Regions from separate parts of the Homo sapiens genome. Here region 2 is linked to region 1. A link is a contact called in ENCODE Hi-C data. All regions are on one chromosome and are shown on one strand. Each heading gives the region's core, a stretch centred on a gene start or an enhancer-like site at or near the end of the contact. The rest is flanking DNA. Distances are from core to core; before and after follow the strand shown.

Evidence for each region. A loop is a pair of places that touch in the nucleus more often than their neighbours do. Pooled maps may share reads with other maps.
Region 2: a map of naive thymus-derived CD4-positive, alpha-beta T cell shows a loop between it and region 1 (9-fold over the local background). The contact joins the promoter of ARLN here to the promoter of CCNA2 in region 1. A Hi-C loop is called at or near these places in 1 of 168 maps with a recorded cell type or tissue (naive thymus-derived CD4-positive, alpha-beta T cell), 1 of 37 single-sample maps with no recorded cell type and 8 of 50 pooled maps.

The regions. Positions count from the first base shown.
Region 1 is chr4:121,821,134-121,826,311 of GRCh38, forward strand. It overlaps CCNA2 (cyclin A2), which reads right to left and starts at 2,750. Exons shown (of 8, transcript NM_001237.5): 1 at 2,283-2,750; 2 at 1,270-1,513. The coding sequence starts at 2,495. It overlaps BBS7 (Bardet-Biedl syndrome 7), which reads right to left. Exons shown (of 19, transcript NM_176824.3): 19 at 3,196-4,860. The coding sequence ends at 4,727. RefSeq lists enhancers at 2,289-2,338, 2,529-2,598.
Region 2 is chr4:119,298,248-119,303,425 of GRCh38, forward strand. ARLN (allregulin) reads right to left here and starts at 2,398. Exons shown (of 2, transcript NM_001001701.4): 1 at 2,089-2,398; 2 at 1-532. The coding sequence starts at 2,288. The coding sequence ends at 532. RefSeq lists enhancers at 1,992-2,041, 2,142-2,371.

The DNA.
Region 1 (5,178 bases), core at 1,500-3,999:
ATTTAGTTTAATAGCTAAAAATGACTGCCATGGAAGGAATCTCATATTAACAAAGCACTTATTTCTTCAAACTAAAAAGAGCTTCTCATGACAAAATATGTAGAATATTTTACCCTAGTCTCAGTATCTCTGTACATAGAACTTTGGAATGATTTTAGTTAATGAGGGAAAAAAAAAAAAACATATTGGTAGGCCCCTAACAGGAAAATGAGAATCAGGTATTATCTTAAAGTATCCATCTTCCACAACAGAAAGGAGCAAATGGCATGGTGGTTCTGTTAGGACAGAACACTTTTAAAATCCAAGTTTTGAGATAATATCTAAGATTTGTCCCAAGAGAAACTGCAGATCCCAGAGTCTGACATATATAAAGCACAAGTAGGCAATAGCTAGCATCAGTTAAATGGCCTCTATTAACAAGTGTTATTAAGAAATTAGGTTTGTTATGGGCAAATGGATTAACACTATAAATAATTTATTTTTTGTAGTATAAATTATTTTGAAGCAAAGAGTATCATCCATTATTCCTTTCACTTCAAAGATCACCTTGAGATTAAACATTTTCTGCAAAATTTTGATAAAAACACACAAATTATTATTTCCAAAGGACTTTTCCTGCTCACCCCTCCTTCCTCACAATCAATACAACTAAAACTAAAATGAGATTGGATTTAGTGAGCTGTCCAGTGACTCAATATCCCTAGGGCAAAGAAATAGTACAAACTGCAAAGAGCTGTTTACAGAAGCTACTTTAATACATGGGTAAGAGTAAACAGCCATGGTACAACTATTTACTTGTAGGAGGAAAAGTGTCACTTTCTGGTATCAGATGCTAATCCAGACTGGTTTTATAGAAACAAAATTATAAAACTGGAAGAGACGTTATGTAATCACAATATTTAAGACTGCATCTTCAAATAGCACTAAGTGATATATAAGTGAGTTAAATAAAACTGAAATCTATTCTCCCAACCAAGAACACATTTATGGGATCAGATTAAAATAAGCATTTAAGATCTAATTATAATTAGATTGATGTGACTGGCAGTGAACCTGAAAGAGCACTGGATAAGGATCTTTTTGTATGTCACCAAGTCAAGTGTTAGCTGTGAGATCTGAGATAAGTCACATCCTTTCTAAGCCTTGTTACATTAAACCTAACTCACTATAGTCAAAATGACTACATAAGACATCTTAAAATGCAAATCATTAATATCATCTAATAATTATAATTACCGTAATTCCACACAGATTTTCCTTAAAACTTACCAAAACTACCATCCATTGGATAATCAAGAGGGACCAATGGTTTTCTGGGTCCAGGTAAACTAATGGCTGAATTAAAAGCCAGGGCATCTTCACGCTCTATTTTTTGAGATTCAGCTGGCTTCTTCTGAGCTTCTTTTTCTGCTTCATCCACATGAATGGTGAACGCAGGCTGTTTACTGTTTGCTTTCCAAGGAGGAACGGTGACATGCTCATCATTTACAGGAAGATCCTTAAGGGGTGCAACCTAAAAAAAAATTAATAACTGGCTTTGAGCCTACTAGTCTTGCATTCTTTCTCTTATGGGTGTTGGCCTTTGCTTTTTCTCCCAAATACTCTATCAGGAATTAAACTTTCTGGGACAAAGAAGAGTTTCAGTATTCAAAAGAGAAGGGATGTTCCCATTTGTCACAGGCATTCCCACAAAGGCTATCAATAGATAACACTAGGTGGAATTATGCAAAACTTATCAGGGCCACAAGAAGGGTCGGGTGACAGGCCAATACGTGACAAGTTTAGGAAAGACAGCAAAAAAATTGTTGGTTCACCACTGTCGCCCGAGGGTGGAGCAACAGAGCAAATCCGGCTAAAATGGCGGAATTTGCCAAAAGCAAAGTATTTTGTACACGCTTTTCTAAAGTAGAGGTCATCTCTTAAGCGTGAGGAGGATAGGGGTCAGAGTCCTACAGCAGTGCCTGGGGTTTAAAAGTGGAGAGAAAGGCGCGGAGCTGAGCGAAGACTACACGTTTTAGAGCTTGGTTTGACCCCATTATGTACAGGCAGATGCCCCCTATAGAGAGCAGACCGGCAGCATACACACAGTGTTGGCGGGGTCCTGATGCTAATATGGGAGAACTCCTACTGTGGCAAACCACACACCAGCACCAACTGCACTCCAGACCCTGGCCCCCTTCCAAAAGCCCAGGACATGCCTTCTCGCCACTCTTCTCTGCCTGCTAAGCCAATGCCAAACCCTGCTCGACCCACCCTCCTGCAGATATCCCGCATCCCTTTACCCGTCTCGTCTTCGGCCTCTGCTGCTGCGCTAGACCCCGCGGGTTCCCGGACTTCAGTACCGCCAGCGCGGCCCGGGTCCGCGGTTGTTGGACGGGCGCTGCCTTTTCCGGGTTGATATTCTCCTGGTCCTCTTGGAGCGCCGTCTGCTGCAATGCTAGCAGCGCCGAGCCCGCCTCGCGGGTCGCAGGCCCCGGCGCAGAGTTGCCCAACATCACTGCTCCCGGGAGTGGACGGCGGGATCAGCCTGCGGCGCCAAGCAGCGTGCACTCTGCCCAGCCGACCACTCGCACCGACCCGGCCAAAGAATAGTCGTAGCCGCCGGTCGCAGCCCAGGCCAGCCTACCAGCCCGCCCGCTCGCTCACCCAGCTCGAGACCACGCAGGGCCGAGGAGGTTGCGAAAGGCGCAGGCAGGCACTGCCCAGCGTGGCGAGCCAAAGACGCCCAGAGATGCAGCGAGCAGCCCGCCGGAGCGGCGGCTGTTCTTGCAGTTCAAGTATCCCGCGACTATTGAAATGGACCAATGAAAGCGCTCGCGGCCTTGACGTCATTCAAGGCGACAGGGTCGCAGGCGAGTGAAGGGTAAACCAAAGGAAACTGAGCAGGGGCGGGGCAGGAGGGAGAAACAAACTGGCTGGGGCGGGAGAAAACGCCTGCGCGGGGCGGGGAGAGGTAGGATTTAGGGCCCGACGCTTCCGATTATTTTAAGCTGAGCCACCTAGTGAGCGAGGCTGTCCGAAGGCTGACTCTAAGCCTTTTAGGGAATTAAACGGAATTAAACTTTGGCGACTATCATTTGGGTTGCCCAGCCTTTAGCTCTGGGACGTCTAGTTAGCTTAAGTGACTTTTTCCAAAGGTCTAAAATCTGGGGCACGTTTTTCAGTATCTCCGATTCTCCGTTTTCTTATGTGTTAATAGGGACTAATAACTACAGTCATATGGTTGTTAGGATTAAATAATGTGCATAAATTATTTAACACGGAGCTCACATAGTAATACAGTACTCAAGTGTCAAGACTGTAATGTCATCTTAACATTTAGGCGTTTATTCATAGTAACCAGAAATTGTGTTTTATGCTTTTTATTTTTCCTAATGAAGATGCAATTAATTTAAGATGGCACCTTGAACTACTGTTGATATATATAATAAATAGCAGTGCATTACAAAATATTCAAATACAGTCATTAATTTTTTTCTATTTTTCCCCAAGCTGTGGCAACCAACAAAAAACACAATGACGTTCTAGTGACCTAGATATAATTATGTTCCTTTCAGAAGTAAAGTTTTTTAAACATAGTAAAAACAATATGACCTTATTAAAATAAAACTCTCTTAACTATACGTGCCTTTAACAAATTTTTATATTTATATATAAATATAAGAATATACAAAGCTTGCACATAACTAATAAGTATAATAGCATATCATTAAGAAGCACTGTTTTCTAAAAAATTCGTGAGTCTGCCCTTCTTGAAACATAAAGCTTATTTTCCATTATCTGTATGCCATTTTAAAACCTTTCAATATTCCCTTGAAATTAATAAATATGAATTAAGATTAATGCACAAAACTTCTGTAGCCTTAATGTCATATATGATAAAAAGAGATCTAGAAGATACTAGTGTAGGAAAATCTAAGATGGCATCACTATTTCTGCACTCTTCACTTGAAGCACGCTGAATAGCTCCACTGGTTACAGCATGTCTAATTAAGATCCCCCGACTCTGTGTAAGCTCTTCTTATTTCCTGGCTACAATTTATAGCACTGAGCCAAGTCCAGCATTTCCACAAACTGCAGCAGAGTCATAAAACACTACCAAGCAAAAGGAATATCAGTTGCAAATCAATCCTATCTCCTAGAAAAAACAATTGGTAGGTTATTTCCACTAGCTGGCAACATACATAGTAACCAGGACACAAAGCAAGTACCAGTACTTGGGTTCTGGTCCCAGCTTTACAAAATATTAGCATGTCCTCTTAATCACAAAATTTCACTGAGAATCAGTTTTCTTATATGATTTGACAAATTTTACAACAGTTGTGAAGATCAAATAAGGTAATATATAAAAATACATTTTGAAGCCTATAAAGCGGTCTACATGTTTATGTGTTTATGTACCTTGTAATACATTTGAATATATTTTAATTTTCCACATATTACTTCTCAATTTAAAAATTAAAACAGCCACTTGCCAAAAATTCATTAAAATCCTATTTAAATCATTCTACTTGTGTTTTAAAAATAAAAAGACTCTTTTAGTTTTAGAAAGTTCAATTTGTCAAAAGAAATAGAAGCATTACTTTAAAAAGCCATTATATCTCAAATATTTTTAGATATAAAAAAGCATTTGAAATTAAAGTACATACACAGTTAACTTCTAATTCTCTTTTAACATTTTTCATTTAAACAGACCACTTCTTTGGGACTTTACCTTATTTGTATGTCATGCTGCATCGAAGAATGAAATCAATGCATTTTGGTCATAACTGTCCAGAATTTCCAATAGAAGGGGTACTTTAGTTTTTACATTGGTGCCTTTAAACTTAAATTTATCTATGAAAAGATCAGTGATCATGCCTTTAAAGAAAAAACATAAATTTCCTGTCAGTGATTAGTTATATTTAATGACACAGTATTTCACTAAAGTAATTGCTTGATAATCTATTTTTAAGCACCTGTAATTCCATGATTTAACATACACAAACCTAAAAGCCATGTTTTTAAAAATAGTCATTTTGGGGGGATTTTAAAACAAGTTTCAAGATATAAATCATCTGCCTAATAACCCTCTTAACAATTGATTACAAGCTATTAATTCAGACAATCAACTACTGGCCATTTTTGAACTGCTATCAGTATATATAACATCACAACAAGTGGTATATTTTTTCCACC
Region 2 (5,178 bases), core at 1,148-3,647, 2.5 Mb before region 1:
CTTTTCATAACAGAGTCCAACTAAACCTAAAAATTAAAACTGGAACCTAGCAGCTTCTACGCAATCTAAGAATACTTTGTTCCCTCTCTCAAAATCTTTCCCTGCTTTTGAATAATTGACTTTTGAATTCATAAAAACCTTCCCTTATTAATCATCCTATTACTTGCATCATAGTAAACCCTGATCAACTCTTAAAACATTAAAAGACATTACTATATTTCTTAATGAATACACAAGACCTTTAAGTACAAATGCTTTTATATTCAGCCCCTGTAAAGCCATCAGATGTTTGAAAGTTTTTAAACACGAACCAAAGGGTTTAATTTTAAGAACTTAGCTAGGAATGGGTGAAATCCTACCCAATTAATAGAGTTCTGCAAATTAGTAACAAAGTGTAAAATGAAAGGAAGGGTCCCTTGGAGATGTGAAATTCTTCTATTGAGAGTCCTGTCTTCTTTATTCAAGAAGTTTGTAGCCATTTTCAGAATTCACTCAAGAACCAACTTCTTAATTTAGATATCAGCGAACAAGTCTGTAAAAAGCAAGTATTTGTCAGCAATATGTGCTTTATCTTCCCAGTTTTTAACACTTTATGCCTATTTACATATTGATAAAAAGAAAAGCCTAGAACATTTCTTGTAAGGCCTCTATTTTCTATCCAGAGCTGAAAGTTCAGGTCATAAAAACACACACACACACAAAACCCACTGTATTTGAGATTATCAGTCTCTACCAAAACAGGGAGGGAGAGTAAAACTCTCCCTTTACAAATGGCTTGACAGAGAATTTTATAGAAATCCCTATCCCTTTTGCCATCCTCCCATTAATCCCTCTCGCTCCCCTGCCACCCCTTTTTTTGAGACAGGGTTTGCTTTGTCTCCCAGACTGGAGTATAGTGGCACGTTCACAGCTCACTGAAGCCTCGACCTCCCCAGCTCAAGCAATCCTCCTATTTCAGCTTCCCAAGTAGCTGGGACTACAGGCGTGAGCCACTGTGCCTGGCCCTCTCTGTCTTCTCTAACTTACTACACCATCCAAGAAATGAGACAGTGAGGCTTAAGACACCCAAATCTTGGTGAAAATATAGGATGGGGGTTGGGGGTGTAGAAGAAGTGACTGCCTATCAAGAAGTGAGAATTTCAGAAGTAACTCATAGGCATGGTGACTAAGGAGTTAACAGTGAGTGAACAATCAACTCCAAAGTCCAGGAGAGCTGTCTAGATGGGCTACACTGCTCTTCTCCCATAGGAGCCCTGTTTCATCTCACTGCTTCTCCTTAGCTTGTCTCTTAACACCATCTCCATTTGGTGTCTGCTTCCTCCTGCCCTATTCTCTTAAGTTCCCTTCCTTTACCCTCTGCCAGAATTGTCTTTTCAGAGCGAGTGGCGATGAAAATGGAGAGCATGGGTTTTACAAGTAAACTCTACAGAATTTTGTAACTTGGTGTTTTAGGATATGTGGATGTGTGTAAGAAAAGGGCAAAGTGTCTCAGGTTTCTGGGAGGTAACGGTGGATAAAGTTGGCGTTTACTGAAATGGTAACGCTGCAAGGCAAGTAAATTTGGGTAAGAAGCTGTTAAGAGTTCAGTTTTGGACATGTTTAGTTTGAGACAGCTGCGTGGTCTGCTCATGGTTAAACAGCTGTATAGTAAAAATAGCTTTCGTTGAGCACTTACTACTGCCAGGCAACATGCAAATCACTACGATCTCAATCTTCACTACACCCCTATGACCTGGGTTACTAATGGTCCCAAATGGCAGATGAAAAAATAAAGCTCCAAAAGGCGAAATAACTTCTCCGGTCGCTTCATGGTGCTGCAGGAACTCAAGCCTAGCTGGTTTCATTCCAAATCATGAGAAAATATGACGCCAAGTTTTCTCCACACTTCTTTGGAGACTCCCACGGACGTGCTAAAGAAGGACATTTTACTCCTAGTCCTTCTCCCCCACCCACCCGACTGCGCCACTCACCAGCTGTGTGATCTTGGACATATATAAACTCTCTGGAATTCAGTCCCCTCCCCGCCCAAAAGCGAGCAAATGATCTCTAAGCTCCTTACCACCCCAATTTTGCATTCGAGATACTCACCATGGCAAAAAATACACAAAGAGAAACACCACCACATCGAAAAGGATGAAAAGCCAGAGGTCCAACCAGTAGGAGTGTTTGGGAAGCCCATTTGCCCCAGACTGAGGCCTCACATCGAAGTTCTGCCTCCCTCCCTCGCTAAAGCCTCGCCGCTCCCGGAGACCATCTCGACCATCAACACCCGGTGCGTCCACCTCCATCTCGCTCCTGCAGCTTCGTAACAACCCTAGAAACCGAAAATGCTTAAGTTCCCGGACTTTGGTGTTCGCCGCACCGGAAACTGAGCGGAGTCCGGCCGCCTGCGCAGTGCGCCGCGCCCCGGGTTCCGGAATGCACTCTGAACCTACTCTTCCCAGCGCGCAGGCGCCTGGCTCGGCTTTCCGCTGCCTCCGTGACCGCTGGCATGAAGCGCGGCCTCCGCCTTGACACTAAGTCAATGGGCCCGCCTACTTCTGCCTCGCGGCGTCCCAGGCAGATAGCTGGTTATTCAGGTTTCGTTGGAAGAAATACGTTCTCGTCCCCCTGAAAGGCCCAGTCCAGTCAGGTGATGGACTCCTCCCTGAAACTGCACGAGGTCACCTCTCCTATCCCCGTATTCCGTTTGGATCCTTATGCCAACGTGTTAGGAAGGCCCCCTCTGGTGGGTTTTGTACTGTCTCTAGCATTTGACACTTAATATTTAAACACCACCAATGAGGTGGACGTCCTACTCACGGGACTGAGTTTCCAAACGGGCCAGAGAGCAGCACGTGAGCATTTTGCAGGTACTTCAAGGGAGTGGGTTTAAGAATAACCTGGCCGCGCCCCCCTGTAATCCCAGCACTTTGAGAGGCCGAGGCGGGCGGATCACCTGAGGTAAGGAGTTCGAGACCAGCCTGGCCAACATGCTGAAATCCCGTCTCTACTAAAAAAAAAAAAAAAAAAAAAAAAATCCAAAAATTAGCCGGGCGTGGTGGCAGGCGCCTGTAATCCCAGTTACTCGGGAGGCTGAGGCAGGAGAATCGCTTGAACCCGGGAGGCGGAGGTTGCAGTGAGCTGAGATCGTGCCACTATTGCACTCCAGCCTGGGCAACAGAGCGAGACTCCATCTGGGGGGAAATGGGGGTGGGAAGAATAACCCAAAGGTTATTTGACTTTGAGTGTGAGCCTCAGCAAGAACAGAATGCTAGCAGGAAGAAAATGACCTATACTGCCTGGATTTTACCTCGTGGGTCCAATTTCAAATATTCTCTTTCTTGTCACATTATGATTCCTGAATTGTTCAGAAAATAACGGGCACCCAGACATATAAGTGGTTCTCTTGGTGCATAGTAAATGGAGATAAGACTGTAGTTGTGTTTTTACAAAGTCATTAAATCGTCGTAAAACCTCTTTGAAGGGGCAGTACTCCATCTTATAGAATTAGGAAATGAGACACAAAAGGAGTGAATTGTCTAAGGTTACTAAAAAAATTATAAAGCCTAAAATTAACTCCAAATCCAGCACTCTTAAAGCTGTTCCATAGCTTCCTAACCTTGCTCCAATTTGCCTCCAAATCAATTGCCAGGTTTTAGAGACAAAGATAGTATACGACCTTTCAAGAAAAATGCTTTGTAGATTCTGGGATGAGAGGGCCATTACCTGAGAATTAATTAGATTGTGTGCTGTAATACAGATTGTCTGATGGTAGTAGACAAAAAGACCCTGGGCTTAAGTGGCATTGAATCTTTACAAAAATTAGGAAAGGCAAATAAACAATTGCCTCTACCAGAGATGGAAGCATTCTTCTCGCTGACAAGGTAGGATCAATTACTCCTAGTTATTGAAGTAGGATTGATAAAAAATTATTGAGATTATTAGTGTTGAAGAAGCATGACATAAACTGAACAGGTCTTGAAATGGTTTTAAACTTGTCTTTGGCCCAGAGTCACATGCTCATCATGAGGGGATGTTGACAGTATGATCTGTTCTAGAGTCAGGAACGTCTGCCAGACTTGGAAGAGCAACTAGTGCAAATAAGGAGGGGTTATTTAAACTAAATTCAGTTGAAAGATTCTATTTCCGACTTTACCCTTGTAAAAGTCCCACTGATTGTTGATTATTCCACATTACAGAAATGAGTTTAGAGTGTGTTATGGCTGATTTTGAACTACTGGCCTCAAGTGATCCTTCTGCCTCGACTTCCCAAAGTACTGGGATTACAGGCATGAGCCACCTTGCTCAGTTGGCATTTGCCATTATCAAAGCAATTTAAATTTTAAAAAGTACTGTACTGAAATCCAGGTTCACTGTCAGTCATGCAATACCTCGGCACTTGTCCAACCACCTTGAACTTTCTACTTCACATGTTCAACTGAAAAATATGCACCAGGGACTACAGATTGAATCATTGCACTGCAACCATGATCCAACACTTCCATAATTCTGTCAGCACAATTAATCTGATTGAGCTGGGGTGGAGAAGGTGGTGTATGAAAATGCTATAACCATCAGGCCAAAGACAGCTAAGTGTTTTTAAGAAGACGTTACAGATCTTCTGAACTTCAAGTGCAATAAGTTTTCAGGAGGGAGATGATGATGAATTTTGCTTTAACCTAAGGGATAATGCAAATTTTTCGTATGCAGCTCTCAAGCCAGTATATCCATGTGATAAAGCATCCTCATGATCATCCTAGGAATTAAATTAATTTTATAGAATAACCTCTCCAACAGTGGAGAATTTGGTTACTGTAATTTTCATCTGGAAATATATGTGTTTATCTTAAATTATTCTTTCTCATCTTAACTTTGTCTTTTCCTCCTTTTCAAGTTGAGTACCTGTCCTAGCAACAACCCTGTTGATTGGTACCACAGGTTATTTCTCCATCTTCTGGGTCATTTTATTTATTCATTTTGTTGTTATTGTTCTCTTCAATTCTTTTTTTTTTTTTTTTTTTGGAGACGGAGTCTTGCTCTGTCGCCCAGGCTGGAGTGCAATGGTGCGATCTTGGCTCACTGCAACCTCCACCTCATGGGGTCAAGCGATTCTCCCTGCCTCAGCCTCCTGAGTAGCTGGGATTTCAGGCGTCTGCCAGCACGCCTGGCTAATTTTTGTATTTTTAGTAGAGACAG